Regions from separate parts of the Homo sapiens genome. Here all the other regions are linked to region 1. Evidence: chromatin contacts called from ENCODE Hi-C or POLR2A ChIA-PET data. All regions are on one chromosome and are shown on one strand. Each heading gives the region's core, a stretch centred on a gene start or an enhancer-like site at or near the end of the contact. The rest is flanking DNA. Distances are from core to core; before and after follow the strand shown.

The links. Hi-C counts contacts between places; a loop is a spot of excess contacts on that map. ChIA-PET counts read pairs that join two places held with the same protein, here RNA polymerase II (POLR2A). Pooled maps may share reads with other maps.
Region 2: a map of Calu3 shows a loop between it and region 1 (2.6-fold over the local background). The contact joins two enhancer-like sites. A Hi-C loop is called at or near these places in 2 of 168 maps with a recorded cell type or tissue (Calu3 and PC-9) and 3 of 50 pooled maps. POLR2A ChIA-PET finds 5 or more read pairs at or near these places in 2 of 52 experiments (H1 and activated CD8-positive, alpha-beta T cell).
Region 3: a loop to region 1 is called in a map of CD4-positive, alpha-beta memory T cell, with 10 times the contacts of the local background. The contact joins two enhancer-like sites. A Hi-C loop is called at or near these places in 5 of 168 maps with a recorded cell type or tissue (CD4-positive, alpha-beta T cell, CD4-positive, alpha-beta memory T cell, CD8-positive, alpha-beta T cell and 2 more), 7 of 37 single-sample maps with no recorded cell type and 14 of 50 pooled maps. POLR2A ChIA-PET finds 5 or more read pairs at or near these places in 3 of 52 experiments (CD4-positive, alpha-beta T cell and activated naive CD4-positive, alpha-beta T cell).
Region 4: a pooled map shows a loop between it and region 1 (2.0-fold over the local background). The contact joins two enhancer-like sites. A Hi-C loop is called at or near these places in 5 of 168 maps with a recorded cell type or tissue (CD4-positive, alpha-beta T cell, CD4-positive, alpha-beta memory T cell, CD8-positive, alpha-beta T cell and 2 more), 3 of 37 single-sample maps with no recorded cell type and 11 of 50 pooled maps. POLR2A ChIA-PET finds 5 or more read pairs at or near these places in 3 of 52 experiments (B cell, MCF 10A and activated naive CD4-positive, alpha-beta T cell).
Region 5: a map of heart left ventricle shows a loop between it and region 1 (6-fold over the local background). The contact joins two enhancer-like sites. A Hi-C loop is called at or near these places in 17 of 168 maps with a recorded cell type or tissue (CD4-positive, alpha-beta T cell, Right ventricle myocardium inferior, cardiac septum and 8 more) and 25 of 50 pooled maps. POLR2A ChIA-PET finds 5 or more read pairs at or near these places in 2 of 52 experiments (B cell and MCF 10A).
Region 6: a map of GM12878 shows a loop between it and region 1 (3-fold over the local background). The contact joins two enhancer-like sites. A Hi-C loop is called at or near these places in 3 of 168 maps with a recorded cell type or tissue (Calu3, GM12878 and ovary) and 6 of 50 pooled maps. POLR2A ChIA-PET finds 5 or more read pairs at or near these places in 1 of 52 experiments (HCT116).
Region 7: a map of naive thymus-derived CD4-positive, alpha-beta T cell shows a loop between it and region 1 (2.5-fold over the local background). The contact joins two enhancer-like sites. A Hi-C loop is called at or near these places in 6 of 168 maps with a recorded cell type or tissue (IMR-90, cardiac septum, heart right ventricle and 2 more), 2 of 37 single-sample maps with no recorded cell type and 15 of 50 pooled maps.

The regions. Positions count from the first base shown.
Region 1 is chr12:92,569,126-92,572,002 of GRCh38, reverse strand. All of the region lies in intron 1 of LOC105369905 (a long non-coding RNA gene), which reads right to left. Among named protein-coding and RNA genes, the nearest start is that of LINC02397, 100 kb to the right of the region's middle. RefSeq lists an enhancer at 1,352-1,481. Within about 2 kb of position 1,467, at least 5 of the 41 ENCODE cell types and tissues checked have a DNase peak (open chromatin) inside an H3K27ac peak, as active enhancers do.
Region 2 is chr12:92,063,780-92,066,656 of GRCh38, reverse strand. All of the region lies in intron 1 of LINC01619 (long intergenic non-protein coding RNA 1619), which reads left to right. Among named protein-coding and RNA genes, the nearest start is that of LINC01619, 78 kb to the left of the region's middle. Within about 2 kb of position 1,421, at least 10 of the 41 ENCODE cell types and tissues checked have a DNase peak (open chromatin) inside an H3K27ac peak, as active enhancers do.
Region 3 is chr12:92,207,350-92,210,226 of GRCh38, reverse strand. No RefSeq gene overlaps it. Among named protein-coding and RNA genes, the nearest start is that of BTG1-DT, 63 kb to the right of the region's middle. RefSeq lists an enhancer at 1,094-1,183. Within about 2 kb of position 1,451, at least 12 of the 41 ENCODE cell types and tissues checked have a DNase peak (open chromatin) inside an H3K27ac peak, as active enhancers do.
Region 4 is chr12:92,223,595-92,226,471 of GRCh38, reverse strand. No RefSeq gene overlaps it. Among named protein-coding and RNA genes, the nearest start is that of BTG1-DT, 79 kb to the right of the region's middle. Within about 2 kb of position 1,476, at least 3 of the 41 ENCODE cell types and tissues checked have a DNase peak (open chromatin) inside an H3K27ac peak, as active enhancers do.
Region 5 is chr12:92,242,722-92,245,598 of GRCh38, reverse strand. No RefSeq gene overlaps it. Among named protein-coding and RNA genes, the nearest start is that of BTG1-DT, 98 kb to the right of the region's middle. Within about 2 kb of position 1,403, at least 5 of the 41 ENCODE cell types and tissues checked have a DNase peak (open chromatin) inside an H3K27ac peak, as active enhancers do.
Region 6 is chr12:92,277,350-92,280,226 of GRCh38, reverse strand. The region is part of intron 2 of LINC02391 (long intergenic non-protein coding RNA 2391); the gene reads left to right. Among named protein-coding and RNA genes, the nearest start is that of LINC02391, 85 kb to the left of the region's middle. Within about 2 kb of position 1,491, at least 4 of the 41 ENCODE cell types and tissues checked have a DNase peak (open chromatin) inside an H3K27ac peak, as active enhancers do.
Region 7 is chr12:92,296,709-92,299,585 of GRCh38, reverse strand. All of the region lies in intron 2 of LINC02391 (long intergenic non-protein coding RNA 2391), which reads left to right. Among named protein-coding and RNA genes, the nearest start is that of LINC02391, 66 kb to the left of the region's middle. RefSeq lists enhancers at 1,435-1,484, 1,515-1,604. Within about 2 kb of position 1,510, at least 5 of the 41 ENCODE cell types and tissues checked have a DNase peak (open chromatin) inside an H3K27ac peak, as active enhancers do.

The sequences.
Region 1 (2,877 bases), core at 218-2,717:
TTGTTTGTTTTGGTTTTGCGACGGAGTCTCACTCTGTTGCCAGGCTGGAGTACAGTGGCGTGATCTCGGCTCACTGCAACCTCTGCCTCTCGGGTTCAAGCGATTCTCCTGCCTCAGCCTCTTGAGTAGCTGAGACTACAGGCATATGCCACCACGCCCAGCTAATTTTTTGTATTTTTAGTAGAGATGAGGTTTCACCGTGTTAGCCAAGATAGTCTTGATCTCCTGACCTCAAGTGATCCGCCCACCTCAGCCTCCCAAATTGCTGGGATTACAGACATGAGCTACCGCATCTGGCGGTATCTGGCCAGTTTAAGTGAGGCACACACTCTCCATTTCATCAGTCTTCCTACTCCTAATTTTCTCCCTAACATCAAAGCAAGGCTTCAGTTATCGTTTATCATCATATTTGCACTGTTGCTTTTCTTATAGTGGATAATTGTTTCTTGATATTGTTGTCTCCACCAAAAATTAAAGATAGACCAAGAGGATCACGTGCTTTTCCTCAAACTCAGTGTGTGCCGTTCATGTACTTTATGGCTTGGTGACTGTGGACATTTAAATTTCCCCTGCTCTTACTTTGGAGGAAACAGAATAAAGGCCCGTAGGGTGTCTCACTATGTAACTGTCTAAAATCTGTTGACTGTTTTCTCTGCTACCAACGCTTAGTGAGAATGGGAAGTGAACTCCACTCCCTGGGCAAGCAGGGAGAGCTGAATATCTAATTGATTTTTAGTCAAAGATATAAAAAAATCCTAGCTCCACTCTTCTAAAATGTAAGACTGCACTTGTTTTTAATTGCTACTCAATATATTAAGAATTTATACTATATTAAGCAAAACAGATCTCCAGATCCCCTGCCCTGGAGAACATATGCTACTCATTTTTTTCTTTGTTGGAGAAATTAATCTTGCCATCTCCAAACCCTTGTTTCTTACATATTAGCAAGACATTAAAAATTAATTTTGAATGTTTCCTAAACACTTAAAAACACGTCACGTAAGTGCAGGTATCTCTGGTATCATGAAGAGCCCTGGTCTGTGACCTAAGAAACAGTTTGCAGTTAGTTTTGCACAGTTAATATGTTACCCAAAGATAGAGTGTAAGTCATGCCACATATTCAGAGCACTAGAGGAACTCACTGGGGGAATTTGTGAATTATTTTGTAAAGTAAAGAACTTGAAGGTAATATGCAAAGTCGCTCAATATATTCTTTTTGTAAGAACGGAGTATTCTATTAGGAATTAATACAGTGTCTTTGCACTATATATGTGCTATGATGCCTAAAATATCCGTTTCCTTATATGTAACCAAAATTACTGATGGAGTTCTATTTATGTTTGCCTTATGCATCCTGGTCTACAGTTTTTCCCTTGCTTTCTTTTCTTCTTTCTGCCATGTGTCACTAAGCCCTGCTACACATCAAATCTTCAGCTTAAACTCAACCAGCAGAGGGTGCTGTTTGAGCACTTTAAATGGACTCCTCATCTTTTTGTTTTCCAAAGAGAACAATATGGGAATAATAGGCTGGGATGATATTCAATAGGCAAGATGCTGGCAAGAGAGTATGCATCAGTGATCAGGTTTCAGTATCGTTTTGCAGAAAAATCCCTTTGTTCTCTGCTGCACAAAAGGACATTCTTTGCAAAATGCACATACAGTTTCTGGTGATAAATGCATGTGTTTAAAGGTAGATGGTGATAAATGCATGTGTTTAAAGGTAAGATGAAGGGGGTGCTGGTGGTAGAGTGGAATCGGCTTCTAAATTTACTAAGTACTTGTATCCCTTTTAGGCTTGGTGTTCTGAATCAAGATATCAGCCCCACGTGTTCTCAGCTTGCTGGTAAATGATCATGAATAATTCCTGTAGTAGCAAATGACATAATAAAATAATCAGGCATTCCCTGCCCTTTGTAGATCAATGAGCACAGATGTCTCCAAATGGAAGGCGATACTGGAGAACACTCTACATCTTGTTGGGTTTGAACATTAGAGAATTAATGGCTGTTTATCAAAATAAAGTGAGCATCTCCCTGTCCTGAAATCATGTTCAGCATTAAATATATTGTAGAAGAATACTTTGTCGCTTAAGTTTTACATAAATTTGATCAACTGTGTCTAATAGTGGATTGCACATGTCTTAGTAACATTTGTATACTTGAGTTTTTATATTAACCATTTAAAAATTTTATCAAAAAGAGAAAATTCCATATAACAACAATAACAAAAGACAAAAGCACTCCAGCTGAAGAGTAATCATTCCTGTCCCACTCCTCTTATCCTCAATGTCTCTCCACACATGTAACTTTTAATTTTTATAGCATTTTTTGGTTAGTAACCTCTCTATCTCTGAATAATATGCTTACATTGATAACTCTTGAGTTATTAGTTTTATATATGATATTTGTTTTCCTACACTGACAGATGAGAATGTAACTTAAGTCACTCAATATCTCCCGTTAGTCATATTTCTATTTTAGACCTTTATTGGTTATGTAAGGAAAACATTTGTTCCTTTAACAGTAAGCAATTTATTGTGAGTCCTCATCTTTTCAGTCCTTTTCTTCCACTTCCATCTCCCAATAAAAAGGCATTCTTCCTTTTTCTTGAGCATCTAGTATTGCTGATGTGAAATTTAATGCCAGCTTGATCCTCATTCTTTGGCAGATAACCTGCTTTTCCTTTCTGCTTTTTTCTTGAAGTCATGATCCTAGATGGAAGTCTTCTTACAGCCACTGGCGAGCTCTTCTGATCTGAAATCTTGTATTTCAGCTATACAAACTCTCCTCTATCATTCACATTAACAATTTGCTTCCCTCCGTTTTTGCTGTTCCTACATGATGTTGAGATTAGTAAGATTTGCCTTCTGCTCTCTAA
Region 2 (2,877 bases), core at 172-2,671, 510 kb after region 1:
AGAGAGACTTGAATTGGTTGTGGAGGGGAAGAAAACTCTGAGCAATTATAGATTCTAAATTAACCTTAGCTTCCAAATTCTCTCTTTCAAATATTTTGATCCTGTGACATTATACTCATCCTCAAAGTGAGCCACAGTCTTTTCCAGTGGATGCATCTCTTGTATCACTTAACATGACTAGCCATTAGAGAAGTTTCTTTGTGTTCAGTTAGATACTAGAGACTCCATGCATCTCATGACCATGCACTCTTTCTGTAGTAAGTAGCTAGAGAAAGCAGCAGGGTAGTATGTTGCTTATCAGAGAAGTTAATATATCCATCTTCTCTCCCCTCATTTCTTTTGCTCAAATGAAATTTGGTATTTTGATAACTAAGACACAATTTTACTTATATCTATATTTTGATAACTGGACACACTTTTACTTACATCTATACTAAAATTTGAATATCAGTTATGGGGATTTGCTAGCAATTATGCCAACAAAATAGTAGAATGACATCCATGCATATCAAAAAAGCACAACTGACATATTTAGAAACATCTCCTATTAATCCAGGTTCATTTCAACCTGAATTCTATTTAAAGTCATGAAAAAAAAGCAAGACACAACAATTATTTAATCCGAAATGTGATGTACAGTAATGATTCTCTTTCATCCTAGGACAACACATTTCATACGTGTAAGTGACTAAAGGGCAATGACTCTTTATGGATTTTCCCTTTGGTGACCTTTACAAAAAGTCTAAGGTAAAGTTCTAACTCAGTTCATTCTACCTCCCCCTCACTGCTCTAAAAGAAGTATTGGGGAGGTGTCATTTCTACAAATCAAGTTCTGACTCAGTGCCAAAAAATTTTTAAGGAACAGAATTCTATATGCAGATTGCCTAGCCCAAGACAACTTTATAGTCACCAGGACATTTTTTTTGGAGGTGGGAGGGTGCAGTTCTCTGTTAAATTTTATTATTACATAAAACATAGCCTCTTCTCTTTTTTTTTCTGTACTTGAAAAAGCAGAAACTTTTTGTCATCACATAAACTTATGGAGTCATAGAATCTTAGGATTGTAAGGGACATTATAATGTAGTCAACATTAGAAATCAGCTACTTTAAACTCTTGCTAAATGCTCCCACTCCCCAACTCTGCTGTATTTTTTTTTCCTTTAGCTGAGAATTGATTTAAGGGAATGCAAGATTCTGTGAATGCCTGAACTCTGTTTCATGTCCTACTTCTGTCTTCCTCTGCAATTTGTTTAAATGACTTTGCCAGGAGGACTTTCCAGAGGTGGGGTTTTGTTCTTGAACTCATGTGAGAACACATTCGTGCCCTACATTCTGAGGGGAGGTGATCTCGGCGGGGATTTTTTTGCTCATGGAAGAAAAATATATGAGCGCATTTTTTTCTACTGGGCACAGCTGGTAGTTCCCTACTGACTGGTGTTTGTTTTGAAGTCACGTGGCAAAGGGGGTTTCTGCCAATGTTTACTCATTACACATTCAAATATGACACCCTGACGCCCATTCACAGTAGAACTTCAATGTTGCTATCCAATTCTCTTGCCAGAAACGGAAAGTTTATTCCCAGAGTGAAAGTTGCTCTCTTCGCAAATGCAGAGGGTTTAGTGCTCAACAGTGATAGTTGAGAATTGTTGGTTTTTAAATATTAAATTTATTGAATTATTTAATTTTTACATGATTTAAGTGGACTGCTTGGCTCATTATACCTAAAATAATTCTTAGTCAGTACCGCATTTATTAAAGAATAACTTTATGCTACAAGGAAGGGAGGCTGACAACCACTTTATACATTACTACCCTGATATAACTGAAATAATTTTATGCCTATTTGGGGCCCCTCCCTGTGAAAGGATGATACACACCTGCCATATTGCATGTGGGCAATGCTGTGACTTGCTTTGGCCAATGAAATAAGGGTGAAAGCCACTTTCTATCAGAAGCCCTAGAAGCCAGTGTGAGGTCCATCAATTGCACTTTTCACACTGCCACATTACTGGCAATGATCCAGATAGAGGCTGTTCTGTCCGCTAAGTCCTGGAGTAAACACAAAGCAGACCAAACCCACAGCAGACAAGGAACATGAACAAGAAATCAATCTTTATTATAGTGAGCTCCTGAGATCTGAAGGCCATTTATTACTGCAATACAATCTAATACAACCTAGCTCATTCTGACCAATGAAGATTGTACATTGGAAAGAGCAGAAAGATCCTAAGATAAATCCTGGTTCTGCCATTAAATAATGATGTGAACTTGGACATTTGGAAAGTACCAATGACTTTGACAACTTGAACCTCAGTTTCCTCTTGTGAGAAATGGACATAATAACCATTCCCTTCCTGATCATACAGAATGGTATGGGGCTAAAATCTCATCATTTATGTTGTAAATAGTACACTGGAAAGAACTATTGCCTATATAAAAGTAAGGCACTAAAATTATAATTTCCTTTTTTAGTGAGTCGCGTGTACTGATCTTCACCTCTTTTCAACTTTCTAGTAAATAGATGTTCTGAAGTGTATCCTCGTTATAAAGTTTTAGAAGTAATCAAACACAGATAGTCATACTTTCCCGAGAATGGCACTCCTGACTATAGTGGACCATTCTTTTTTAAAAATCTAGCTTTGAGATGAATGGATACACGTGGAGTGCTGCTGAGACATATGGACACTTGCCTGGCCAGGCCAATCTGCCCGATTATCTTTTCTGAGCCATGAGCATATCATGTTCTGGCCAAACTGCTTTTGCATTCTGAAAGAACATTGTAACAGACAGAGAATACTGTTATTTATTTTACCAGGAAGAATTAGATAGTGAAAAGAGCATTAGCTTTAGAAACAGGCAGACTCAGCCCATAGTAGT
Region 3 (2,877 bases), core at 202-2,701, 360 kb after region 1:
CTCCATCAACTATCCTCTGACAATAGCAGTAAAAACCATTTACCCACACTCAGTGGTCTATTCTAGTTTCTACCATCTAAATGATGGTCGGACTCCATCCGAAATATGAGTTTAGGCCATAGCCAGGTTGACTTGCAGAACACTGTTTTAAAATGGGATCAAGGGAGGGCAATAACAGATCTGCAAAGGAGAGAAAACCTAATCATTCAAAAGCAGTTCTGAGCATGAAGTAAGTAATATGTCCACTCAGAGGTATTGTTAATTTAGGATCAAAGTCTAAAACTGGAGTCCTGCGGACAAGCTGGAGAACAAATTTAGGCATAGGGCTGGTTGAGTGGAGCACCTGGAGCCAGAGAAATGCAGAGCAGCAAGGCCCAGCAGCCCTTCCTGAGGATGATACAGATAGTGAAGAGAGGGTGGAAGGAAGGAAGCAGAATGGGATGGGGGCGTGAACATGAAGTGAACAAGAGAAGTTGCTAAACATTTCCCTCAATACTTGGCCCTGTGGATCACTTGCATCTGAATCCTCTGGGAAGCATGTTTCTGGCCGGGTGCAGTGGCTCACACCTGTAATCCCAGCACTTTGGGAGGCCAAGGTGGGTGGATCACTTGAGGCCAGGAGTTCAAGACTAGCCTGGCTAACATGGCAAAATCCCATCTCTACAAAAAGTACAAAAATTAGCCAGGCATGGTGGCTCCTACCTGTAGACCCAGCTACTCAGGAGGCTGAGGTGGGAGGATCGCTTGAGCCCAGGAGGCAGAGGTTGCAGTGAGCCAAGATCACTTCACTGCACTTGAGCCTGGGTGACACAGTGAGACCCTGTCTCAAAAAAACAAAACAAAAAAAAAACTTCTGGAAAACATGTTTCAAAAACAGATTCTCAGGCCCCACCCCAGACCTCCTGAATTGAATCTTCACAAGTGAAGCCTAGGAATGCAGACTTTAAAAAAAAATGCATTCTAGGCAGCTTTTATTGCATTTTGTATTATTTACTTATTTATTGAGACAGTGTCTTGCTGTCACCCATGCCCATGCCATAGTGAGTGGTGCGATCATGGCCCACTGCACCCTTAAACTCCCAGGCACAAGCGATCCCCCAACCTCAGCCTCTCGAGTAGCTGGGACTACAGGTGCACACAACGACACCCAGTTAATTTTTTATATTTTGTAGAGACAGAATCTTGTTGCCCAGGCTGACCTCGAACTCCTGGGCTCAAGTAATCCTCCCACCTCAACCTCCCAAAGTGCTGAGATTATGGGCATAAACCACTGCACCCGGCTGGGATATAAACTTTATACACGGTCCCCAAGTATCTGAAGCACACTTATATTTGTGTGCTAAGCTCCTTACTGGTATTGTTTTGCTTAATCCTTCAACAGCTCTATAAAGCATGTGCTATTCTTATCCTCTCCCCACAGACAGGAAACTGTGATTCAGAGAAGCTGACTGACAAGGCACAAAGACAAATGTGGCAAAGTCCAAACGCAAACTTAACACATTCTGATTGCAGATTTCTGTGATAGTAATCACTCTAGACCAGAGGTCTTCAGACTTTTTCTACAAAAGGGTCAGTTAATAAACATTTAAGATGTGTGGACTAAATAGCCTTTGTTGCAACTACTCAACTTTGCCACAGAGAACATGTAAACAAACGGACACGACTAGGTGTTCCAATAAAACTTTACAAAAATGGGCAGCAGGTCTGAAGATGCCTGCTGTTGACTAAGCATTGCTTTTCTTTTCTTTTCTTTTTTTTTTTTTTTTTTTTTTTTGAGACGGAGTCTTGCTCTGTCGCCCAGGCTGGAGTGCAGTGGCACGGTCTCGGCTCACTGCAAGCTCCGCCTCCCGGGTTCACCCCATTCTCCTGTCTCAGCCTTCCGAGTAGCTGGGACTACAGGCGCCCGCCACCACGCCCGGCTATTTTTTTGTATTTTTAGTAGAGACGGGGTTTCGCCATGTTAGCCAGGATGGTCTCCATCTCCTGACCTCGTGATCTGCCTGCCTCTGTCTCCCAGAGTGCTAGGATTACAGGCGTGAGCCACCACGCCCCGCCTAAGCATTGCTTTTCAAAGTGTCATGCTCAGAACAGTAGGATCCTAGGAACTTGTTAGAAATGCAGACTCTTACTCATTCCAGACTTGCTGAATCAGAATCTGCATTTAACAAGGTCTCAATGTAATTTTTATGCACATTAAAGTACGCGACTTCTACTCCAGGGCATTTACAAAGGACTTCCCTGAAAGCTGCATTTAATGCCTTTGCTGTCCCTCCTTTTAGGTGCATGAACTCATCTTCTGATAGTAACTGTGTTGATTGCCTTCCACAAAAGTTAAAAAGTAAATAAAGCTGGGTGTGGTGGCTCATGCCTATAAAAATCCCAGCATTTTGGGAGTGCTTGATCTCAGGGTTGAAGACCTGCCTGGAAAACATGGCAAAACCCCATCTCTACAAAAAATACAGAAATTAGCCAGGTGTGGTGGAGGGTGCCTGTAGTTGCAGCTACTCTGGAGGCTGAGGCAGGAGGATTGCTTGAGCCTGGAGGTTGAGGCTACAGTGAGCCATGATTGTGCCACTGCATTCTAGCCTGGGTGAAAAAGTGGGACAATGTCTCAAAATAAATAAATAAACAAACAAACAAATAAATATAAAAATAACTTATTAAATTGATAGTGCTTATTATACATGCTATCTTAAAAACAAAGATATAACATCACAATTTATATTTACCTTCTAAAAAGTACTGAGGTAAGTAGATAAAAAGTGCTTTATGAGTTGTTTCCCTTTTCTATACAAATCTCAAGGCCTTATACCGGAGGCATTGAATCAGAATCTCTGGAGATGAGACCTGGAAGCTGCATTTTAACAAGTTTCTCAG
Region 4 (2,877 bases), core at 227-2,726, 350 kb after region 1:
GATTTGAACAGAAAGCTATGTTACTGAGCATTGGGGTTACATACACAGGCTGAAAAAATATGCAGCTAAGCAGGACATCTGGAAGAGAAATTACATGATTTGCATTTTGATATTTAACAATTTTGCATGTCAAACTTTTAAAAGAAGCTGTGTAACTGAAAAGGCTTGAAATAAAGAATTATGTCCAGTGATTTCATCTTCCAGCAATGTGTTTTCTTTCCACAGGAGCCAGATTACATACTCACATGCAAACATACACACACACACACACACACACACACACACACACATGCTCCACCATACCCTGAATCAGTTATAGTCTCCACTATGGAGAATGTGGAGATTGCTTCAAGAAAAAATATCTAGGTGATAAGGCTTATGAGCGTTGGAGTGAGCATGTTATTCCTTATTACTCCTGTTAATCACCAGATATGGCTAGTATCAATCATCATAAAACATTTGTTTTATTCATTTTCAGGATTTTTTAAATAATTATTTTATATAGGAAGAAGTTACCAAAATTTATCACTTAGGGCAACAGCTTTGAAAGAGTTTTTATCACTATATCCAATAAAGAATGCATTTCATTGCAATCCAGATGTTCTATTTTATTTCTTTTCTTATTTTTATTTTTTTTTTAGATACAGGGTCTTGCTATGTTGCCCAGGCTAGACTCCGTGGCTATTCACAAGCACCATCATAGATCATTGCAGCCTCGAACTTCTAGACTCAAGCAATCCTCCCCACTCAGCCTCCCAAGTACCTGAGACTACAGGCACACACCACTGCACCCAGCTCCTATTTCTTTTTTTTATTTTTTAATGTTGGTTGTGATCTACTAAATTTATTTTCACAGTCCACTAATGGGTCATGACCCACTGTTTGGAAAACACTGTCTTAGTGTGTTTTGTTTAAACTTTCCCACTGAAGTATCCTGAGCAGCAGGGGAGTGGGAAACTGTGAGATGGGGGCAGGTTTGAGAGAGGGACTCAGAAGGCCAGCTTCAAGTGAAAAATTTATTTGAAGTTTCTTTATTTCACCATTAAAATGTACTCGTCTTTATCCTTAGACAGCAAACAGGACCATTAGTTTTCTTTAAAAGGTTTTAAATCTCCCATTTCAATAAGAAGATGCTCTAGGGACACATGCTGTGTTATTGTGGGGCTACCTCTCCTGCTGCCTGCTACCTGGTGCTGCAGAGGGTATGCATGCAGCAATCTGCAAAGCAGGCCATCTTGGATGATAAATTGACCTCTAGATAGTATGGGAGCTTACTGTGGTCTCATGGCTGCCTGACAATTATTCAGCACAGGTCCTGTGGACGATCTCACCAGGATGAGACATTACTCTTTCGTCAACATGGCATGTCTGATTATGAGCCCTGTGCCTTTTTCTAGCATTTCTGGATCTGATGGCTGGAAAGGTGAGTTTCTAACTTGATGACTCAGACCCTCATTAACCCGAACCACACATGCAGGGCCTCCAGGCAGCCCGCTATCACAGAAAGTGCACAGATAGTGCTAACGAGGTCACCCTGCAATGGACTGCAAAGAGTTGGTAATCATGAGCCAGATGATGAATGTGGAGCCATGGAATCCATCATTTTGAAGGGAGAACACGTTAATTCTTCTCTTTCCATGCAATTGGCTTGACAACAGCTTGACATCATCCTTCCCCTGAGTCACTGAGACAGAGCATGCCAGAATAAAAATAGAGAAAAGGAGTAAATAAACAAAGGGAGGGAGAGCCTTTTACATTTTTAAGCACTTCCTTTTCCTACTTGGTATCAAAGCATACCAGTGGCTGGATTGGGATCCAAAGATGAGATTAAATGTTGCTACTGTGTTCTCTCAAAAAGAAAGTCTCAGAAAATTCAAACTTTTCCTTTGCAAAATGACATCAAGAAATGTGGGATTAGGTATATGCATTAAAAACAACAGGCAATTAGGAGATATACCTAATGTAAATGATGAGTTAATGGGTGCAGCACACCAACATGGCACATGTATACATATGTAACAAACCTGCACGTTGTGCACATGTACCCTAGAACTTAAAGTATAATTAAAAATATATATATAGAGATATATAAACAGGCAAACAAAATAAACAAAAAACCCCAATACAAACCCAAGAAAGAAGTCTTTGATAAAACTATAACTATAGATAGTTACGTAAAAGAGCTTAGGCAAAGAGCTTTGTTTTATAAACTCAGTGGAAGATTGTTGCAATAAAACCACTAAATGTTAATATAAACTTTGTCTCTCTCTCTCTCTTTTTCAGCTACTATGCTACCTATTGTCTCCATCCATAAACCAGACCCTGTAACTAAGGTAGATTTAATCAGAACGCCTTATGGTAGTGGAAAAAAAAAAAGGATCCTACAATTTGAAAAGCTGAGCCTCTGCTTTATTTTTCTTTTGACACAGGGTCTCGCCCTGTCACACAGGCGGGAGTACAGTGGCACAACCATGGCTCCTTACAGTCTCAACCCCCTGGGTTCAAATGATCCTCCCACCTCGGCCTCTCGAGTAGCTAGGATCATAGGTTTGTGCCACTGTGCCCAACTAATTTTTTATTTTTATTATTTGTAGAGATAGGGTCTTGTTTTGTTGCCGAGGCTGATCTCAAACTTCTGGGCTCAAGCAATCCTCCTGCCTTGGCCTCCCAAAGTGCTGGGATTACAGACATGAGCCACTGTGCCTGACTGAGCCTCTTCTTTTTCAAGGTACAAGTAGTTTCCTTTATTTTGAGATGAAAATAATATAGTACATGTGTGGAAATCTGGACTTTGGAAAGTTGAACACTGTGTTTCCCTGGCTGAAAATATAGTAATAAATGTCAAGTCAAAGAAATTGTTTCAGGCAGAAACAGCCA
Region 5 (2,877 bases), core at 154-2,653, 330 kb after region 1:
TTGAAATGTAAATTAAATACCTTTTTGTTTCAGTAATTTGTAATCTATATTAAAATCTTAAGTAAACATACTCCTTGACCTAACTATTCCACATCTAGGAATCTATTTTGTACAATACTAGCAAGGATACAGAAAAGCATGCATACAGGATGCTCATTGTAGCATTATGTGTGGTGGCAAATAAAAGCACTTACTAGAAAATATCAATAAATTGTGGTGCATCATACAAAAGAATATCAAGCAGTCATTAAAAAAATAAAATGTAATCTGGAAACAAGTCTAACATATATTAAGTGACAAAAAGCCAAGAGTAAATGAATTTGTTCAATATCACTTCATTCTTGTAGATATATGTTTGATGCGCGGGTGCACACACACACACATTCACACACATCTATTTTGCTTTTTAAATCATGCATTATATTCATCAGTTCTTAACAGTGATGATCTTTAGGAGGTAAGGTGGTTAGAAAGAGGTGATTCTCACCTGGTTTATATATTTTTTTAATGATGGAATCATAAGTGAGCTTTTTTTGTGTTTCTTTCCCAGTATTTGAAATACAAATGAATAAATGACACCAGTAACTAAAAAAGGTCTTGGATCATTTTTGAGGTGGCAGACAATATCCAAGGTGAGCACCATGGCTGAGAATGCGCTTATAGCCACGATGCACAGAAATGCACACCTGAACACACATTCTCTCACATTCAGTTCAAGTCCCTTCACCTGAGACCCAGGGAACCACCAAGGTCTATGCATAGAATCCAAGAGATCTATCAATGTGGATGAAAAAAAAATTACATCTGCATTTTTATTAACCTCTAATTGAAATTTGTCAGTTTCTTTAACTAAGAAGAAAGGCAACAAGCCCCAGAAGTGGCAGCTGTACCTGTGACTTTGTCACCAGCAGAAATCACAGATTTATTTATATCTTATTACAATTGTTACAGACATCTCAAAATATTGTTTATGAACTGCTGTAGTCTGAAAATAACAGTGGTTTTAGGCCCTCCGCTAGAGCTTGTTCTTCAACACAGTGATAAAGAAGCTCTGAAATTTTTAAGTATTTTGATAGCTGTACCTGAGCAGTTGCCTTCTTTTGTCATCCTGTTTTTACAAAATTTTATGCATTTAAACATTATTTAGAAAAGGAATTCATAGGATTCACTAGACCACTCGGAGTGGTTATGGCACAAACATAACAAAGTTAAAAACCATTTATTGGGCTTTGGGAGAAAAACATCGGAATGCAGTAAACATGGTACTAGGTTGTAAATTAAAAGCTTGCAGCTTACTCTTTACATCCTGCCTGAAGATGGCCTTGAAGCCTTTTGAAAGCTTCTGCTCTGTAACAGGCACTTTTCCAGGAGCTGAGAACATAATGTTCAGTGAGGAAACAAGATTCCTGCTCCCATGGAGCTGAAATCTGCAGGAACAGTGGCAGGAGGGGAAACTGAAAATAAACAGGAGAGCAGATAAATAATTACAGCTAGACGTAAGTTCTCTGAAGAAAATAAAAGCTCATGGACAGGCATTTGGATTCTTTTCTAAGAGCATCAGGAAGGCATTGGATGTTTTAAGCAGGGTGGAAAATTGATTATGAGAAGAAAAATAATGGTGATTTGGAATATGGAGATGGAATAATGGAAATAGAGAAAAGTGGAAGAAATGAGTTATATTTGGTGGCTGACCAATGGTTTTCTCATTCCACTTAAGGAATAGGGGATTCATTCTAGAGATTCTAAAACCTATGTCCCCAAATCACTAATATATTCTGTAAATTTGACTACATGATAACTAAACAATTTCCATTAAAACATGAATCAAACTGGTTACTTGACATGATATAGAGATGCAATAGTATGGTTACTTAGAAGCTTAAGATGATAATTACAAGTCCTGTGGGAGATTAAAACCATATTCTGTTTGCAGACACAAAGAAAAATGAAACAAAATCAGCTTCTGTGAAAAGAATATGTTGACAGAGCATGCCATTTCAAGCCACCAGAAAAAAACAGGAATCGTATCATATTCAAAAGATTATGGAAAAATGTCTTGGGACAGAGCAGTGTTTTTCTTTCTTTTTTTCTTTTTTTGAGATAGACCCTCACTCTGTTGCCCAGGCTTGGGTGCAGTGGCGTGATGTAAGCTCACTGCAACCTCCACCTCCCAAGTTCATGCGATTCTCCTGCCTCAGCCTCCCAAGTAGCTGAGAGCACAGGCGTGTGCCACCATGCCTGGCTAATTTTTGTATTTTCAGTAGAGATGGGGTTTCGCCATTTTAGCCAGGCTGGTTTTGAACTTCTGACCTCAGGTGATCCATCTGCCTCAGCCTCCCAAAGTGCTGGGATTACAAGTGTGAGCCACTGCGCCCGGCCTGGAGCAGTGTTTTCAAGAGACGTGCAGGACCACACTTGCAAGATGGAGGCCTGCTAGTCAGTTCTCTGCAATGCCAAGGAGCTTTCATAATGAGGAGCCTCTGAGCTCAGTGACACAGAGTTCTCATCAGCAACAGCTGTGTGATTATTGCTGAAGCCTGGAAGCCTCCACAGCTTTGGCAGAAAGCCTTGTGTAAGAATATTGCTGAAAGTATCCCCAGGGATATGATATGTCACAATTATGTTGCTGCTTTTGTTGTTACTGTTGTCAGTTCTATGGCTACCATTTACTGAGCACCTACTCTGTGACCTGCAGTTTGCTAAGAACTTTATGTATAGTAAGTTATTCAATCCTCAGATAAGCTCACCAGTTAAGTGCTATTGTATGATGAGTTCAGAGAGTTTAAGCATTAAGCCCAGCACTGTCCAATAAAACTCTCTACAATGCTGGAACAGTTCTATATCTGTACTGCCCAATATGGTAACCACTTAGCCACG
Region 6 (2,877 bases), core at 242-2,741, 290 kb after region 1:
CATGGAGACTCGAGTGGTCCAGAAAAAGTTACTTGGTTTAGGATCTTCTTGAAGTTGTAGCAGTCTGGTGTCTCAATAACAGTGCTCTATTGGTTTAATATAAAATAGCAATCTGAAGAAGGAAGTTGAGTGTAAACCTCACAAAGTGTTCAGCAAAATCCCTGCCCAGCTGTTAGTGTCCCAAACTAAAACGGAGAATTCAAACAAAATCACTTCTTGTCTCTGTAAAGGTCAGCTAAGATAAAAATGGTTTAATATTTTTCCCTTCTCTATATGACCAAAACATTGCCAGTGTCCAGGGAACATAAAAAACAAAAACAAAAACAAAAAAAACCCAGAAATCTTGGATATAGGAAATCACTACACGGTCTTTACATGTGTTTTTTTAGGCTTTCTAAAGGGCTTTTTGGATATCAAATGAATCTTCCCAGCTTCCAGGAAATAAACAGATGGCAGGTATCATATTAATTCAAAAATGTGATTAGAATTTGAAGAAAGATCTGCTCGGGTCTTCTCTTTCCCCATCTCCCCCAAAGATGGAACTAATTCTAGTAAGAGGGTCCATTTTGAAGCAGGAGAGAAAAATAAAATGCCTTTTAAGGCCAGTGTTACTGGATGAAGATCATCTTTCTTTTTCTTTTTCTTTTTTTTTTCTTTTTTTTCGAGACAGAGTCTCACTCTGTCACCCACGCCGGAGTGCAGTGGCATAATCTCGGCTCACTGCAACCTCTACCTCCCGGGTTCAAGCACTTCTGCCTCAGCCTCCCGAGTAGCTGGGATTACAGGTGCTCAGCACCATGCCTGGGTAATTTTTGTATTTTTAGGGGAGATGGGGTTTCACTGTGTTGGCCAGGCTGGTCTCAAACTCCTGATTCCCTCTGATCCTCCTGCCTTGGCCTCCCAAAGTGCTAGGATTACAGGCATGAGCCTCCAAGTCCGGCTGGAGCTCAGCTTTCTGATGACTCTCTAGGAGCTGAGAGTATGGAAAAGGAATTGCTGAAGAAAGTGGGATGGGATCAAAGGCAGGTTTACACAATGTGTAAGCTATGGGGGCAGTGGGGGGAGGGGGGGGCTCCATCTTAGAAATCCTTTCTTCTTTTCATCTAGTAATTAGCTATTCTCATACCCAAATTAAAGTATTTCTCCCTAACATTCAGTAAATAAATGTGAAACAAACAAACTCCAACAAACAAAAGGATACTGTTGGTTTGTCAGAAAAAGTTCTTTTCTGTTATTCTCCAGTTTTCAGGAGGGAAACACCTCACCCACTCTCTTAATAGATTTGACCTACCTTTGCTTGAGAACATCTTTCATTTCCATGGAAGCTTTAAAGAAACAGTAATACATCACAGCAAGGCTTCCCAACCTTTTTTGTCAAAGAGAAGCTGCTTTTCATTTTCCCTAAAGCTTTAAGGTCAAGAGATGGGGGTGGGGAGTTCCCAGTAGATTATTCCATTCCTCCTCGGGGAACTTAACAACCCCAGGCCACTGACGTGAGCACCATCAAATCAGGCTTCCAGATCTACCCACATTTACTGGTTAAGAACTCCCATACAAGAATTCTTCCTTTCAATGAGAAATGGAAAAACTCATAAAAAAAATAAGCAATTGCTTGCTGTTTCACTTTCCCAGAAGATGTTCTGAGCACCAGTTAACCTCATTTGCCATCAGAATCAGCCAAAACAGTGAAAGTGACATAGTTTAGCCTCTGAAAATTATTTCTTCATAGCTGGACACCATCCATGTATATTCCCCAAACCAAGTTTTCTGTGAATGCCCTTGTTGCTCTAGGCAGAGTTTCCAGGCTTGCCTTCCCCATTGAATGGAATGTTCAGCCAGGTTTCCACCCCTTGGAGGGCTACTTTCCTGCTAAGATAAGAATTTCTCTGGAAATAAATTACTGACTGTAGGTGCTCACAATCTCACTATCCATTTGCTCTTAAACCAACTCACAATTCTTGAGTTTTCAGAGTAAAAACTATGCTTCCCTTCTGGATTGGAGGACATGCAGTGTAGAGATGAAAAAATTATTTTATCTATCCAGGTGGCCATGCTAAGATGGCTCCCTAGGACTGCCCTAGGCAGGACCCTATAGGCAACAGAAATCAGCCCCATCGAGTTGTAGATTTAATAGTTGGAAGAAATCGCAATGGATCATTTGATCCAGTTCAGACATCTTGGGTAGAATGACTCCATTTTACTGAAGACAAAGTGGAGAGCCTGAAAGGTGAAAGGCATATCCAAGGTTATCTGGTCATCTTGTAGAGCTAGAGAAGGCAGGAGACCTAGGGCCCTTATCTACTATCTCCTACTTCAATACACTGCTTTGCAAATGCTTAAAGGACTATAGGATGCCAATACCTAATGACTTTCTCATGCCCATGAGGTGTTTGCAAGGGAGAAAGAATGGAATACTTCTTAATACAACATAGGAGGTCCTATGATATCAATTCCTTCTGAGGTCTAACTTAATCTGACCCAAACCCAGCTGGGCATGGTGGCTCACACCTGTAATCCGAGCACTTTGGGAGGCTGAGGCAGGAGGACTGATTGAGCCCAGGAGTTCGTGACCAGCCTGGGCAACATGGTAAAACCACCATCTCTAAAAAAAATAAAAAATAGATTAAAAACCTGACCCAAACTTGAGCAAAGGAATGACCTGTAACATATTCGGTATTTATGGATTGATGGACTATTTTAATTAATTAATTGATGTTTTAGAGACAGGGAATCCCTCTGTTGCCCAGGCTGAAGTACACTAGCACAATCATAGCTCACTGCACCCTCCACTCCTGAGCTCAAGTGATCCTCCCACCTCAGCCTCCGGAGTAGCTAAGACTACAGGCGTGTACCACCATGCTCAGCTAGTTTTTTAAT
Region 7 (2,877 bases), core at 261-2,760, 270 kb after region 1:
TGCTAAGATTACAGGCATGAGCCACTATGCCCAGCCACTGTTTTTGTAAATAAAGTTTTATTGAAACATAGCCATGCTCATTTGTGCATATATTGTCTATGACTGCTTTTGTCTACAACAGCAGAGTTGAGTAGGTATGACAGAGACTACATGAGCTAGAGGCCCAAAATATTTACTATTTGGCTCTCTCTTTGCAGAAAAAAAATTGTCAGTCCTCGGGCCAGAGGGTAGAATGCATGGCAAGGATAGGGAGAAGATTAAAGGGGAGATGAGGGCAAGCTGGAAGGGATTTATGTGAGTTTAGATTTCATATGTAGGTCTAGAGAGAATGAGGCAATGGGTGCTTTTAGGCAAGGAAGTTCCTGAAAGGTACGATCTACGTCTAATATAATTTGTGCATAAAAACTGCTATGATATTTAAGCCAGTCCTTCTAGTGGCAGCTTTTGCAAGAATTCAAGCCTTAATGTCACTGCCATGTCTGGGATTAGCTCTTGAAATGGGAACCAAAAGATAGTGAAAATCCACTTACTTCCCGCCTCCCCCAAGCTAGACGTTGGTTTGGAAATGATCTATCTCCTGTGGTGAGTCTAGTGCAGATTGATCCAATAGTGTCCATTATAGCCTCTAAATATCTGGCCTGGGCTGACCTCAAGAATCCCAGAAACATGGATTGGTTCCAAGGTCACCCAGAAACTCGTTGGTCTTGCTTTAAGAAACTACAGAAATTTGAAAAAACTCTGGAATCATTTCTATATAGGATGACAAACAAAACTCAAGTGTTAGTGGTATGACATTATAGCCTCTAAATATCTGGCCCGGGCTGATCTCAAGAGTCCCAGAAACATAGATTGGTTCTAAGGTCACCCAGACACTTGTTGGTCTTGCTTTAAGAAGCTCCAGAAATTTGAAAAAACTCTGGAATCATTTCTATATAGGATGACAAACAAAACTCAAGTGTTAGCGGTGTGACAACTCATCAGATCTTTTCCGAGTTCTCTAAACCATGTGGATCAGTTTAGACTTTGCCACTGGGTGAGGTCAAAAGATTGCTGATCCATCTTGCTTTCACTGAGATTGGATTTCACAATAAAGCAGCCTTTCCCCTGGTGTCTTTGGCTCTCAGGATTTTGATTCCGTCCAGACCCTAAGTAAAGGGCAGGAGAAAATTTTGAAAGAAAAAGAAAGAGAGCGGGAACAAATGTGTTCTGAATTTCACATAACAAAGTGGAGCTCTGGGTTGTGGTTGAGCTTGGGAGCAGATGCCCTCATCCCTCTTCCCTCTGAGAATGCAGTGGGGAAATATCTGGGCTGCTCCAGTGAAGCTGTGGCATTTGGGTTTAATCTGATAGACCTGAATGTGCCTACTCTGAATCCAGACGAGGTTTTGGCCTGATGTTTTTGCCCAAACCTCAAGTGAGTATAAGCAAAGGAAGCCAAGTTCCCCACTTGTATCTACTGACTCATTCTACTAGAAGTCCGTTGCCCTTGTAACAGTTCGTGTTGTTTATTGGCTTCTGCCTTAAAAAATTTAAAATATAGTTGAACTGAAAGTTGATAGGTTATCATTTGAAGGAGGAAGTGGAAAGTTCCAAAACAGACAACAAAAGAAGCAAAACTTTGATTTTCACTGTGGCTGTTAGGACCCGCCCTTCCTCCTGAATTTTCAGCAGATGAGAGGGATTTTTTGTTTGTTTGTTCAATTTAATGCTTCAATTTTCAGGAAGGAGCCAGATGAAGCTTCTTAGGCATTATCTGCCTGGGACGTGATGAATTAATTGCAGGCCTCATTTTGTAGCAGTCGGTATCAATGGATGGGGTGCTAGTTCAGCCCTTTTGAAAGTATGTAGCAGACGGAGGTGGCTCCAATAATTACATTAAGACCGTGGATACACACTTGCCTTAGGGATTTGGAGTTGCGCTTAATCAAATCTGGATTTGACATTTCACAGCCCACATCAAGGATTTCTACAAAGGAACAGCAGAGCATTGCCAGCTCCTGCTCTTACTTAGCATCTCCTCCTGAGTAACTGAACAGTCCTTGTGCTAATCTTATTGATGCTTTGGCTGCATTTCTGCCCTGCTGCACAGCACTCAGCTTCTGTAGACCATCTTTTCTTTCATCTTTTTCTCAGTGAAAAAGTGTTTATTAAGTGTCCATCATGTGCCAGGGCCCTGGGTTAGGATCTGGGGTAGGGTAGATAGGGTGGTGAAAAAGGCTGGATTCTGAGCTCCTGCATTCGTAAAAGGTTACACCTAAGGCCAGAAGCAGTGGCTCATGCCTGTAATCCCAGCCCAGGCAGGTGGATCTCTTGAGCCAAGGAGTTCGAGACCAGCCTGGGCAACATGGCAAAACCCTATCTCTACAAAAAATACAAAAATTAGCTGGGCATGGTGATATGTACCTGTAGTCCCAGCTACTCGGGAGGCTGTGGGGAGATCACTTTAGCTGTGATTATGCCACTGCACTCCAGCCTGGGTAACAGAATGAGACCCTGTCTCAATTTTTTTGTTTGTTTGTTTGAAAAGGTTACACATAGCAGGAGTTACAGAAGGCTAACCCGTGGCTCAAAAGCAATGAACTGTTTTTCAGTTCATTACCTACCACGTGCCAGATAGAGGTAATACAAGGAAGAGTAATAGATGATGCCTGCCCTTGAGGAGTTTAAAGTTCAATGGGGTGGTTTCCAAACTTTAGTAACCCCAGAGGTCCCAGGGATGCCTATTTAAAATGAGGACAAGGAACACGGGAGGCGGAGGTTGCAGTGAGCCAAGATCGCACCATTGCACTCCAGCCTGGATGACAACAGCCAAACTCCGTCTCAAAAATAAATAAATAAATAAATAAATAAATAGTAAAAATAAAATGAGGATGAAGA